Linked DNA regions of Homo sapiens: regions 1, 3 and 4 are each linked to region 2. The links are chromatin contacts, found by Hi-C or POLR2A ChIA-PET in ENCODE. All regions are on one chromosome and are shown on one strand. The core of a region is the stretch at or near the end of the contact, and the rest is flanking DNA. Distances in the headings are between cores, read along the strand shown. Region 1 holds the start of ZNF354C (zinc finger protein 354C). Region 2 holds the start of HNRNPAB (heterogeneous nuclear ribonucleoprotein A/B). Region 3 holds the start of ZNF354A (zinc finger protein 354A). Region 4 holds the start of FAM193B (family with sequence similarity 193 member B).

Region 1 (2,827 bases), core at 316-2,815, 860 kb after region 2:
TTTTGTTGCCTGTGCTTTTGAGGTCTTAGCCACAGACCTCAAAAGCACAGGCAAGAAAAAGAAAAATCTTTGCCTAGATCAATGTCCTGAAGAGTTGTCCCGATGTTTCCTTCTATCAGTTTTATAGTTTGGAGTCTTTAAATCTTTAATCTATCTGGAGTTGACTTTTATATATGTTGAGAGAGAAGGGGTCCAAGTTCATTCTTCTGCATATTATTATCCAGTTTTCCCCAGAACCATTTATTAAAGACGTAGTCCTTTCCTCATTGTGTGTTCTTGGCACCTTTGTTGAAAATCAGTTGGCTGTAAATGGGTGCACTGATTTCTGGGTTCTCTTATTCTGTTCCATGGGGGGGTGTGTGTGTCTATTTTTATACAAATATCATGCTCTTTTGGTTACTAACACTTTCTAATTAGATATAAGCTCACTCCAGTTAGAATGATTATTATTATAAAGACAAAAAAATGACAGATGCCAGTGAGGATTTGGGGAAAAGGGAACTCTTATACACTATTGGTGGGAATGTAAATTAGTACAGCCACTATGGAAAACAGTGTGGAGGTTTCTCAAAAAACTAAAAATGGAACTACCATACAATCCAGCAACCCTACTACTGGTAAAGGGAGAGAAATCAGTATATGAAAAGGATACCTGCACTCACGTTTGTCACTGCACTATTTGCAGTAGCCAAGATATAGACTCAACCTACCAGCAATAGATGAATGGGTAAAGAAAATGTCATACATAGACACAATGGAATACTATTCTGCCATAAAAATGAATGAAATAATGTATTCACAGCAACATGGATGGAGCCGAAGGTCATTATGTTAAGTGAAATAAGCCAGGCACAGAAAGACAAGTACTGCATGTTCTCACTTATATTCGGGAGTTAAAACACTTGATCTCATGGACATAGACAACAGGAGGATAGATACCAAAGGCCAGGAAGGCCAGAAAGGAAGGGGAATGAAGAGAGGTTGGTTATGGGTACAAACATACAGTTAGATGGAAGAAATAATTTCTAATATTTAATAGCAGACTAGGGTGACTATACTTGGCAATAATATTGTGTATATTTCAAAGTAAATCGAAGAGAGGGCTTGAAATGATACCAACGCATAAAAATGATAAATGCTTAAGGTGATGGATACCCCAAATACTGTGACTTGATGATCATTACAGTCTATGCACGTAACAAGCACTCACATGGACCCTATACATTATGTAAATTATTTTGTATCAACAGAAAAGTAATCACAACCAGCGGTGGGAGCTACAGCACACTGATCCTCCTAAATGAATCTAATTTCCGGTTTTGTTTTTTCAAACTACTCCGCTTGCTTAACAAGTGCGCGGGCTGTAGGCAGCACGGCCAGCAGCTGGAGACCTCCTGCCTCGTGTGCGGCGTGCGTACTCCCTCGCACTGCAGCCCCTCCGCGCACTGTCGCCTTTGAGAGCTCTCGTTGGCGGAGGCGGTTCCTCTCCCGGAGTTCGCAGCGCGCACCGCGGCGTCCCCTGGGAAGTGTAGTCGGCGTGGGGCCGGAGGCATGCCGGGAGTGGTAGTTCTCCCGCGGTTGGCGGGGTTTCGGGGACAGCTCGCGGCCTTTCGGGGGTTCTCCTGGCTTGGGCCATCCAGGCTTGGCTAGGATTGCCGGCCTGGGGTTGAGGCGCTCGCAGTGGTCTCTTCCGGGCCGGGGTGGATCCGGGCCTCTCCAGCGAGTGGGCGGCGTGCAGCCTCGTCTGGGCTTCTGGGACCAGCCCTACGCGGCTCGGGCCCCTTGGCCACTGGGTCCCGGGGCGCCGTCCGCGAGCGGCCTGGACTGCCGGAGACCCGCGGGAGGGAGCGCCTCGCCAGGTGAGCTGGGTGCGCCGGGCCGCTGGGGTGGGGATGCCAGCCTTTTGTCGTTGTTCATTCTGCGATTTTCTTCTGTGCATTTTCTTCTGAGTAACGGAAATAATAAAAGCAATAGCTGATGCCCGCCGAGAGCGCTCGGGTGCCAGGCACCAGACTAGCGCATCGCCCGAACGAACTCCGCGCATCCCTGCTAACAGATAGGGTGGCGGTACGCTGTTCCCGCTCTGTCAGGAGGAGACCGAGGCAGAGTGGCGAGGTCATTGCCCCAGATGTAACTGGGGCCTGGGGCTAGGATCAGGATTGCCTTCCCGGCCCTTATGACTTTGGGCAGGTCACGACCTCCTGGTTTTCAGTCTCCGTAACATCTGTAAATGTGAAGATTGAAAATACTGCGTGGAAAACACTCACCGCTTCCTGGGAGGAGGTGCGCTTCGTCGCGTAACCGAGGCCTTGTGTGGCAGCTTCCCCTGGGCTGGTCGAGGCACCCGCTGGAACTGGCCTGGCAGAGCCCCAGGTTGGCTCCATGCTAGGGGGCACCCTGAGTCGCCGCTGCAGATCGCGGGCCTGGAGGCCCTCACACTTGCCCGGCTGCCCCAGGCAGCCTCTTCCCTTGCTTTCTGTGGGGCGGGCACGGTTTCCACCTCTCCCACCTGGGGTTGGTGTTTGGGCAGCGACGGCTGTTTCTGGTTGTGGGTGCCATTAGAGGCGGCACCTGTGGAGTATTAGGAGGGACAGCAAAGCTCTGGCTTTGGGTGGGGACAGTGCCTTAATCCTGTTACCTTGGGTAAAGTGTGGTAAGGCCCGACGAAGATCTAGTAAAGAGGCTGGGAAAGCTGAGTGGTTGGATTATGCTCACAGTTTCTTGGGGAGAACACAGCACTCCACGGAAGGACCACTCAGGGCGAGCAGTGGGGTCTGTCACCAGGGTAGGGATGCGGGGAAGCCTCTTTATCGTGGCTACCATAGGG
Region 2 (2,765 bases), core at 212-2,711:
GGGATTACCGAGGCCTTTAAAATTTTGTGGTCAAGGAGATAATATAAAGGAGTTTTGTGTATTAGGAAGAGAACAACGCCCCCACCCTGTCCTTTACCTCGTGAGTTCACGAGTGGTGTATTTGTTTTGTTTTGTTTTTGAGACGATGTCTCGCTCTGTCGCCCAGGCTGGAGTGCAGTGGCGAGATCTCGGCTCACTGCAAGCTCCGCCTCCCGGGTTCACGCCATTCTCCTGCCTCAGCCTCCCGGTAACTGGGACTACAGGCGCCCACCACCACGCCCGGCTAATTTTTTTGTATTTTTAGTAGAGACGGGGTTTCACCATGTTCGCCAGGATGGTCTCGATCTCCTGACCTCGTGATCCGCCCGCCTGGACCTCCCAAAGTGCTGGGAGTACAGGCGGGAGCCACCGCGCCCGGCCTCCGTATTTGTTTAAAAAAAAAAAAAAAAAAAAAAAGGCCGGGCGCGGTGGCTCACGCCTGTAATCCCAGTACTTTGGGAGGCCCAGGCGGGCGGATCACGAGGTCAGGAGATCGAGACCATCCTGGCCAACATGGTGAAACCCCGTCTCTACTAAAAAAACAAAAAAATTAGCCGGGCGTGGTGGCGCATGCCTGTAATCCCAGCTACTCGGGAGGCTGAGACAGGAGAATCGCTTGAACCCGGGAGGCGGAGGTTGCGGTGAGCCGAGATCGCGCCATTGCACTCCAGTCTGGGCGACAAGAGCAAGACTCCATCAAAAAAAAAAAAATAATAAAAAGGAAGAAAAAGAAAGACAAATGATTTACAGGAAAAAATTTAAGTAAACAAAAGTACAAATGCGATGTCAATCGTTCAGGTGGTGCCAGGGGACAGAGAACCGGGGAACACCAAGGTCTCATCGTCCCTGCAGAGCATCTCTGGGGGAGGCGACGGACAGGGCGCGAGCGCGGGGCTTGGAGGGCACCAAGGTCCAGGGGGATGGCGGGTTCAGTCCCAATCCCTCCGACCCGTGCTGAGGGCCTTGGAGGACCCCACTCGCCCAACCTCGGAAGCCCGGGTTCTGCCACTTCCAGCCACGCGTCCTTGGGCTGCGAAACTTTCTCCAGCCCAGTTTCCTCTTTTGGGACATGGGGAGGCGGAGGCTGCCAATGCTGGGATGGAGTCCTCGAGAGCAAGAGACCAGCGGCCTCGACGAGCTTACAATCCGATTAGGCCCTCCCACCGATGTGCTGTAGCTGCCCGCCGCCCTGGACCCGGCGCCGTCCCGCCCGGCTTCGGGAGCCCTCCGTAGCGGCCGGACTCGCGCGCGTTCTAAAATGAGGACAAAGCCCGCCCAGGTCTAGAGCGCGCGCGCCGTGGCGGCCAATGGGACGCTGAAGCTAGGTTGAGTGACGGACTTGAGCAGCCAATGAGTGTGCAGTTTGTTGCGATGTGGCACCCGGCTCCGGCATTATAAAGGGCGCCACGAGTCGGCATTGTCAGGCGGCGGCACCGCGCGGGACGGAGCTTGGCTGTTGGTCGGTGGGTTCCCGTGCGGCGGCGGCCAAGGAGGAGGAGACACAGTTGGAGCAGCTCCGTGGGCTGACTGGGGCGAGGCCTCAGCAGCGCGAGCTTGAGTGCGGCCGAGCCTGCGGCGCCTTCCCCTGCGGGTGGGGACGAGCGGGCCCCGCGGCGTCATCGGCGGCGAGGTGAGCGGCGGCCGGCGGGCGGGAGCTCTGGCGGGAGCCGCGCCGGCCTGACGCGCTGTCGCCGCTGGTTGCAGGAGCCGCCGCGCCTCGGCCTAGCATGTCGGAAGCGGGCGAGGAGCAGCCCATGGAGACGACGGGCGCCACCGAGAACGGACATGAGGCCGTCCCCGAAGGCGAGTCGCCGGCCGGGGCTGGCACGGGCGCCGCGGCGGGGGCTGGAGGCGCGACCGCGGCGCCCCCGAGCGGGAATCAGAACGGCGCCGAGGGCGACCAGATCAACGCCAGCAAGAACGAGGAGGACGCGGGGTAGGTGCGGCCGCGGGCGGACGGGGGCGCCGCCTTTGTTCCGGGGCCGCCTTTTGTTGGCGCCACGCGGCGGGGGGAGGGGCGGCGGCCTGGCCCGGGTCGGGGCTGGTGCGGCCCGCGGACTGTCGCCGCTGCGTTCGCGGGCCGGGCCTGGCGCTGCCACTCGCGCTGGAGTTTGCGGGAGTTTGTTGGGTCGACTTTGGCGCCGCCCCGGGGCCGCTCGCGCGCTGCCAGGGCCAGGGCCAGGGCCGGAGCCGGCGCAGGGGCGGGCGGATGGCCCGGAAGAGGGAAAGCGCTCGGACCCGGGGCCCGGCGGCGTCTTGGGCCGCGCCGGCGGCTGCGTGGGCGGAGTTGGCGCGAGCCGGGGCCCGGACCTCCCTCCTCCGCCTCTCCCGGGGGCGGAGTCACGGTCTGAACCCTGGGCGGGCTTGGTCCCCGGAAACATCGAGTTCCTTGAAACGAGTTCTCAGGAGTTGGTGGAGACGCTGGCCCTTTGCTACATGGTTGTAGAACACATGAATTTCCAGTTATGAGTGGTTAGGTCCCATACCCCTGGTGAGGTGGTCCCTTCTTTGCTTCTCACAGGCTGGGGCTGCAGAGCCTTGTTAAGCCTCGTTAGGGTCCTGGTTGAGTTCAATTTGGAGGGTAGTGGAGATTTAACATCTTTCTAAGGTGCTCCTTGCAGACTCTAAGGGTAGCTGTAGACTTCGTGAGAACTTTGCCAGGGCCAGTCCTTTCCAAAATCACAGCTTGCTTACAAGACTTGTTGCCGTGTGTCTCACCCTACCAT
Region 3 (3,025 bases), core at 333-2,832, 530 kb after region 2:
AGAAGAAAAAGGGAGCCAGGAAGAACCCCTTCTGCTTTCCAGCCCTGGAATCCGCAGCTCTAAAACCCCGACTCCCGCTGAGAAGGACCCCGCGCGCCCTCACAGGGATTCGGGAGGAGCCAGGAGCCCGCGGACCAGAGCAGCGCTGGGCCGCCCGGCCAGGCCCAGGCCCCACAGGCTTGGGGCTTACGGAGGGGACGCTGGAGCCGCAGTGGCAGCAGCGACCCGCTGAGCCCACCAGGGCCAGGGCTCGCCCCACGCCGCTGAGTTCCTCGGCGCCAGCTGGCACTGCCAGCACCCACTGCACCGCTCAGGAAACTGAGGCAGCGCCGGGGCACCTGCCCCGTTCACGCCGCTGCGAGGCGGGCCGGGACTCCCACCACGACGGCCCCGGGACGACTTCCCTCCGCCTCAAGCCTTTCCCAGCCGGTTCCTCTCTCTCCCGCCAACGAATCATCTCCCGACTCCACGGAAAACGGCTTTTTTTTTTTTGAGGCGGAGTCTCGCTCTGTTGGCCAGACTGGAGTGCAGTAGCGCAGTGGCAGGATCTCGGCTCACTGCAAGCTCTGCCTCCCGGGTTCAAGCCATTCTCCTGCCTCAGCCTCCCGAGTAGCTGGGACTACAGGCGCCCGGCTCATTTTTGTATTTTTAGTAGAGACGAGGTTTCACCGTGTTGCCCAGGCTGGTCTCGAACTCCTGATCTCAGGTGATCTGCCCGCCTTGGCATCCCAAAAATCTAGGATTACAGGCGTGAGCCACCACGCCCGACCCCATGTATCCCATTTCTAACACGATGTTTCTTTTTTGAGACGGAGTCTCGCTCTGTCGCTCAGGCTGGAGTGCAGGGCTTGATCTCGGCTCACTGCAAGCTCCGCCTCCTGGGTTCACGCCATTCTCCTGCCTCGGCCTCACAAGTAGCTGGGACTACAGGCGCCCGCCACTACGCCCGGCTAATTTTTTTTGTATTTTTAGTAGAGACGGGGTTTCACCGTGTTAGTCAGGATGGTCTCGATCTCCTGACCTCGTGATCCACCCGCTTCGGCCTCCCAAAGTGCTGGGATTACAGGCGTGAGCCACCGCGCCCGGCCAAACACCAGCTCTGAAGAGGAAAGCGCTGGGTGTCCCGAGGCGGGAGGGGTGGCCGTCCTGGGGACGGACTCGGAAACCGGGGCCCGGCTGCGTCCGCCCTGCCCTCGGGGTCCCGGTGCCCCGAGTCCGCGAGGCCCACATGGAGTGGGCAGGACGGGCCCGGGAGGAAACGCCAGGCCCGGCGTCCACGGCGAGCCGGACGCGGGTGCACCAGCAACGGCGAGGGAGCGCCCCGCGGGGGGGCGAGAGTCCAGATCCCGGCGCGGGGGCCGGTGACAGACGCGGGGGTGCCCGCCAGCGCCCACAAAGGCTTTCGGAGCCTCGGCAGCCGCAGGCAGTCCCCGTGCCGGGCGCCGCCTCCTACCGGCTTGGCCTGCCGCCGACGCTCACCTCCCTAAGCTCGAGCGTCCCGGGCCGCGCCTCCCCAGCCGCGAGGCTCCGGAACCGCCGGCCGGGATGCAGCCTCGCGACCCGGCTCCGCCCCGACGGCGTCTGGGCGACCTCAGGCCCGGCGCCGCTCACCCCGCGGCGCGCCGGGGACCAGGAGGGGCGGGGCAGCCGCTGAGGCCGCTGGGAAATGGAGTCCACGAGAGGACACCTGCATTCGGGGAAGTGTAGTTCCATGCGTTTGAGGCGGGGTCCCGGCTGAGCTGTTACGCGCCCACATGCCACAAGAGGGCCCCTGTGAGCTGGAGGGCCCCAGGTTCCTGGTTATAGGGAAGATAAGGGGAGGTTCGCTGAGGGCAGTAACTTGCAACTCTGTGTCTGTGGGAATTTCGGGAGGGAGGGCGTGGGCGGCAGGAAAACGGCCCAGAACAGACCTAGTGCCCCTCAGTTATTCACCAGAGGGGCACTGAGCACCTGCTGTGTGCCAAGCACGGTTGCAAGTGGTTTCACATGTATCAATCAATGAAAGAAACGTCACTGCCCTGGAGAACATTTTTTTGGGGGGTAGGGAGCAGACAATAAGCCATACACATAATTATATAACATTTTCGGGGATAAATGTGAGGAGAAACAGGGTATGTGGAGGGGTTTCGTCGCTGAGGTGAGAATGGACGAGGACTCCCAGGAAGTGCCTGAAGCAAAGGGGAGGGAGGTGCCAGCTACTGTGAAGCCAACGGATGTATGTATGTATATGTGTGTGTGTGTGTGTGTATATATATATATATTTTTTTTAAACTAAATCTTCTCAGTTACAAAAAGAACACCGGCTCCATTTAGAAAGTTTGGCGCTTCCCTACTTAAGAATATGCCTTGAACATTTGAATTTGTCAATAAATATTCTCCCTCAGTGGCATTTTTGATAGCTTCATTGCATTCCATTGCATTTATTTTTTTAAAAAAAACGTTTAATTGGCTGGGGGCGGTGGCTCATGTCTGTAATCCCAGCACTTTGGGAGGCCGAGGCGGGTTGATCACGACGTTAGTTCAAGACCAGCCTGGCCGAGATGGTGAAACCCCGTCTCTACTAAAAATACAAAAATTAGCTGGGCGTGGTAGCGGGCGCCTGTAGTCCCAGCAACTCAGGAGGCTGAGGCAGAGAATTGCTTGAACCGGGAGACGGAAGTTACAGTAAGCCAAGATTGCGCCACTGCACTCCAGCCTGGGCGACAGAGCGAGACTCCATCTCAAAAAAAAAAAAAAAAAGTAGTTGCCTCTGAGGAGGGTACTGGGAGCTGGAATAATACTTGCACTTGCTATTTAACACCTTGATATACTTTTCAACATTTTGCTTTACCATATGCATGTATGACATGAATGCTTTTAAGAGAGAAAACAATTTCCAGGCTTGCAAAATTGGCTGTATCATTAGCAATACTTCCAGCACCAACATACAGAAACCTTTGCTAACAGTGGCTTGCATCATGACATTTATTATTTGTTTAAAAAGCGATCTAGAGGTAGGCAGAAGGAACTGACCGCAGTTGGTTTG
Region 4 (2,713 bases), core at 1-2,500, 650 kb before region 2:
CATCCGACCCTCCAAGACTCCTGCAGGAGCCTGCCTTCCTGGGCAGGCTCAGCCAAAAGACCAACTCAAAACTCTTTTGTCAGAGCAAGCTTAGGGAGAGCCACCCAGCCCCGAGTGCCACAACCCTCCCAGAGCAACCGTGGCCCATGTCACCCCCGCCTCTCAGTGAACTTTGGCAGGGTACCTCCCGTTATCTCCTTTGCTCAAAAGAAAGTGACCTTCTTCCAGGTGGCAAGCTGGAAGCTTTGGGGAATCCTCCTACTGTTCGCTCTCAGCAGGATTCTCCAAACCTGGGATCTCAAGGTCGGGGTGGGCTGCCTTGCGGAGCAGGGGAGGGAAGAAGGGCAGGTTCTGCTGGGTTTCCACCTCAGTGCAGAAACCCCACCAAAAACTCCTCCGGGCAGCCTGGCTGTCTGCTCCAACTGCTCTGCTGGGTATGGCGAGGAGGCGCCAGGAGACACAGCTGCTGAGGGGGCCGCGGCTGCAGGCGCTGCAGGGGACGGAGTGGAGCCGTTCCCGGGGGCAGAGGGAAGAGGCTGCAGTCGTCCAGTCCCAGAGCCCCGAGATGGCCTGTGGCTGAGGGAGCAGGTGGGCCCGGGGGAGGTGGCGGGCCGAGAGCGGAGCTGCGGCCTCGGGATCACAGCCCAGTCCCAGTCCCAGTCCCAGTGTGGGTGTACGGCCGGAACGCCCGGAGGCGGCGGGGAGAGGGGAGCAGCTTCAGCCTAGTCGCAGGAGCGCGGACCGAGCCTCGGCTTTGGGGAGAGGGGTCCAGCCTCCATTCCCGCCCCGGGGGAGAAAGCTTCGGCGCCGGACCCGGGGGAAGGCTGCTACCCCAGCCGCGGCAGGATGGCCCATCCCCAACCCCGCCCCACTCCCGCTCCCGCTCGGGGAAGGTGAAAGCGCCCGAGCCGCCGAAGTCTCCCCGCTCGCTCCTACCTGCGGGCCGGGCACCAGGTTGGGTTCGTCATCCTCCCTGGGGCCGTCGTGGTCGGGCTCCGCCGGCGCCTCCGGAGGGCCTGCACCCGCTCCCGCCTCCAGGCTTGGCGGCGGCGGGGGCTCGGGCGCCTGGGGCTTCTGCGGCCCCGCGGCCCGAGCCCGCTCGCGCCTGCCCGCACCGCCGCTCGGCCTGCTCCGCCTCCGCGTCATGCCGCCGCTCGCGCCGCTCCCTCGCTCCACACGCCGCCGCCGCCGCCGCCGCCGCCGCCGCCGCCGCCGCCGCTACCGCTCCCCTCACAGGACAACAGCCAATATGGCGGCGCCCGGTTCCCCCCCTCCGCCTGCTGCCAACAGGTCAGAGGGCACGCGGAGTCCGCGCCGCCGCACTAGCCCCCGAGGCCGCCTGCGCCATTTTGAATAAGGTCACCACCCGGAGTTCGCTGGGAGAAAAACTTGGTGGGGAGACGCCCTTCCCCCCCTACGCGGGACGGGAAGGATGCAACCTGCTGGAGGAACGCGTGTAATGCGGTGGTAATCGCGCTGCACCACCCTAGCACTTAATAATTGCCTGTTAAATGGATGAGTGAATTAATTTCTATAGTGTTACAATACTTTCACACCCATCGTCTGACTCCTTCCGACAGCACAGCGAGGCAGGTACGGATCATTCCCATTTTGCAGGTGAGAAATATTGAGGCAACATAAAGGCCTGGAAAAGGTTGCTGTACATCATTTTGTTGGAACTCCTGGGCTCGTGGACGGCCTGAGTTGAAAGGGACGAAGGTCTTTATTTGCAACATATGGTCTACTGGGAGTCCAGCGTTCTGTGCTTGGGACAGTGGGACTCAAACCCGACTCCTTGTTCCCGAGTCTGATGGGGAAGGTAGACACGTAGGTACATAGTTACAACCGGTGTGATAACGATGAGACGACTAGGTGTTTCCAAAAAAATAGTATGTGCAGGAGAGGATTTTGGAGTGGTACACAAAGGAGAATTTTTAAAACTTAATAATTATGTATTTAATTGTTAAAAATGGAATTTCCCCCCTCTTTTTGTGAATATACTGTATAATACATGTACATGGCACAGATTAAAAAAAAAAAGTTTTGAGTGAAGTCTGTCTCATGCCTGGGCTATGTACTCTGAAATTGTGGTTATATGCAGAGTTGCTATTGGTATCAACAGGGGCGGAATCCTGACACTGGCTTCCTAACCCATGGGGCAAGGGCTATTTTGAAAGGAAGAGCTACATGGAAGGCCCTGGAGCTCTCCTTAACTACCAAGAAAATAAATCAAAAATAGTACCTTATCTCACCCAGGGATTAATGCCACTATCAAAGATTTGAAAGACGCAGGGTGAGTCCCATCACATCACCATTACCTCTTCAGTTTGCCCAGAACAGAAGAGAGACGGCCTTGAAGAACAACAGAGCATTATGATAAACTTACTTATTCTGGTAAGAACCCCAACTGCAGGCATTCTTCCAGATGCGGTCCTTCTTGGGACAGATCAGCACAGTTGTTGGTCTCTAATAGGCAACAAGAGGTCTGGTCAATGGTTATTCTTCTGTACCAAACACCAGGAATCCCTTGCATTGATCTGGCAGGGGCAGCGGTAAACCCTCACTGTCTTGCTTCAGGGTATGTCACACTCTGGACCCAGCCACTTAGTTTACAGGGATTTTTTTTTTTTTTTTTTTTAATGACAGAGTCTCACTCTATCTCCCAGGCTGGAGTGCAGTGGCGCAATTTCAGCTCACTGCAACCTCCGCCTCC

Evidence for each region. A loop is a pair of places that touch in the nucleus more often than their neighbours do. ChIA-PET counts read pairs that join two places held with the same protein, here RNA polymerase II (POLR2A). Pooled maps may share reads with other maps.
Region 1: a loop to region 2 is called in a pooled map, with 11 times the contacts of the local background. The contact joins the promoter of ZNF354C here to the promoter of HNRNPAB in region 2. A Hi-C loop is called at or near these places in 5 of 50 pooled maps.
Region 3: a loop to region 2 is called in a pooled map, with 23 times the contacts of the local background. The contact joins the promoter of ZNF354A here to the promoter of HNRNPAB in region 2. A Hi-C loop is called at or near these places in 11 of 50 pooled maps. POLR2A ChIA-PET finds 5 or more read pairs at or near these places in 2 of 52 experiments (MCF 10A and WTC11).
Region 4: a loop to region 2 is called in a map of CD4-positive, alpha-beta T cell, with 4 times the contacts of the local background. The contact joins the promoter of FAM193B here to the promoter of HNRNPAB in region 2. A Hi-C loop is called at or near these places in 1 of 168 maps with a recorded cell type or tissue (CD4-positive, alpha-beta T cell) and 9 of 50 pooled maps. POLR2A ChIA-PET finds 5 or more read pairs at or near these places in 2 of 52 experiments (MCF 10A and activated B cell).

Annotation. Positions count from the first base shown.
Region 1 is chr5:179,058,808-179,061,634 of GRCh38, forward strand. ZNF354C (zinc finger protein 354C) reads left to right here and starts at 1,566. Exons shown (of 5, transcript NM_014594.3): 1 at 1,566-1,859. RefSeq lists an enhancer at 1,885-2,420.
Region 2 is chr5:178,203,072-178,205,836 of GRCh38, forward strand. HNRNPAB (heterogeneous nuclear ribonucleoprotein A/B) reads left to right here and starts at 1,462. Exons shown (of 8, transcript NM_031266.3): 1 at 1,462-1,669; 2 at 1,744-1,975. The coding sequence starts at 1,767. RefSeq lists silencers at 1,276-1,345, 1,646-1,865, 1,886-1,995, 2,026-2,435.
Region 3 is chr5:178,729,077-178,732,101 of GRCh38, forward strand. It overlaps ZNF354A (zinc finger protein 354A), which reads right to left and starts at 1,583. Exons shown (of 5, transcript NM_005649.3): 1 at 1,480-1,583. RefSeq lists silencers at 1,123-1,352, 1,423-1,762.
Region 4 is chr5:177,553,313-177,556,025 of GRCh38, forward strand. FAM193B (family with sequence similarity 193 member B) reads right to left here and starts at 1,251. Exons shown (of 9, transcript NM_001190946.3): 1 at 937-1,251. The coding sequence starts at 1,146. It overlaps FAM193B-DT (FAM193B divergent transcript), which reads left to right and starts at 1,316. Exons shown (of 3, transcript XR_941274.3): 1 at 1,316-1,617. RefSeq lists silencers at 420-529, 860-1,069 and enhancers at 950-1,453, 1,180-1,339, 1,360-1,509.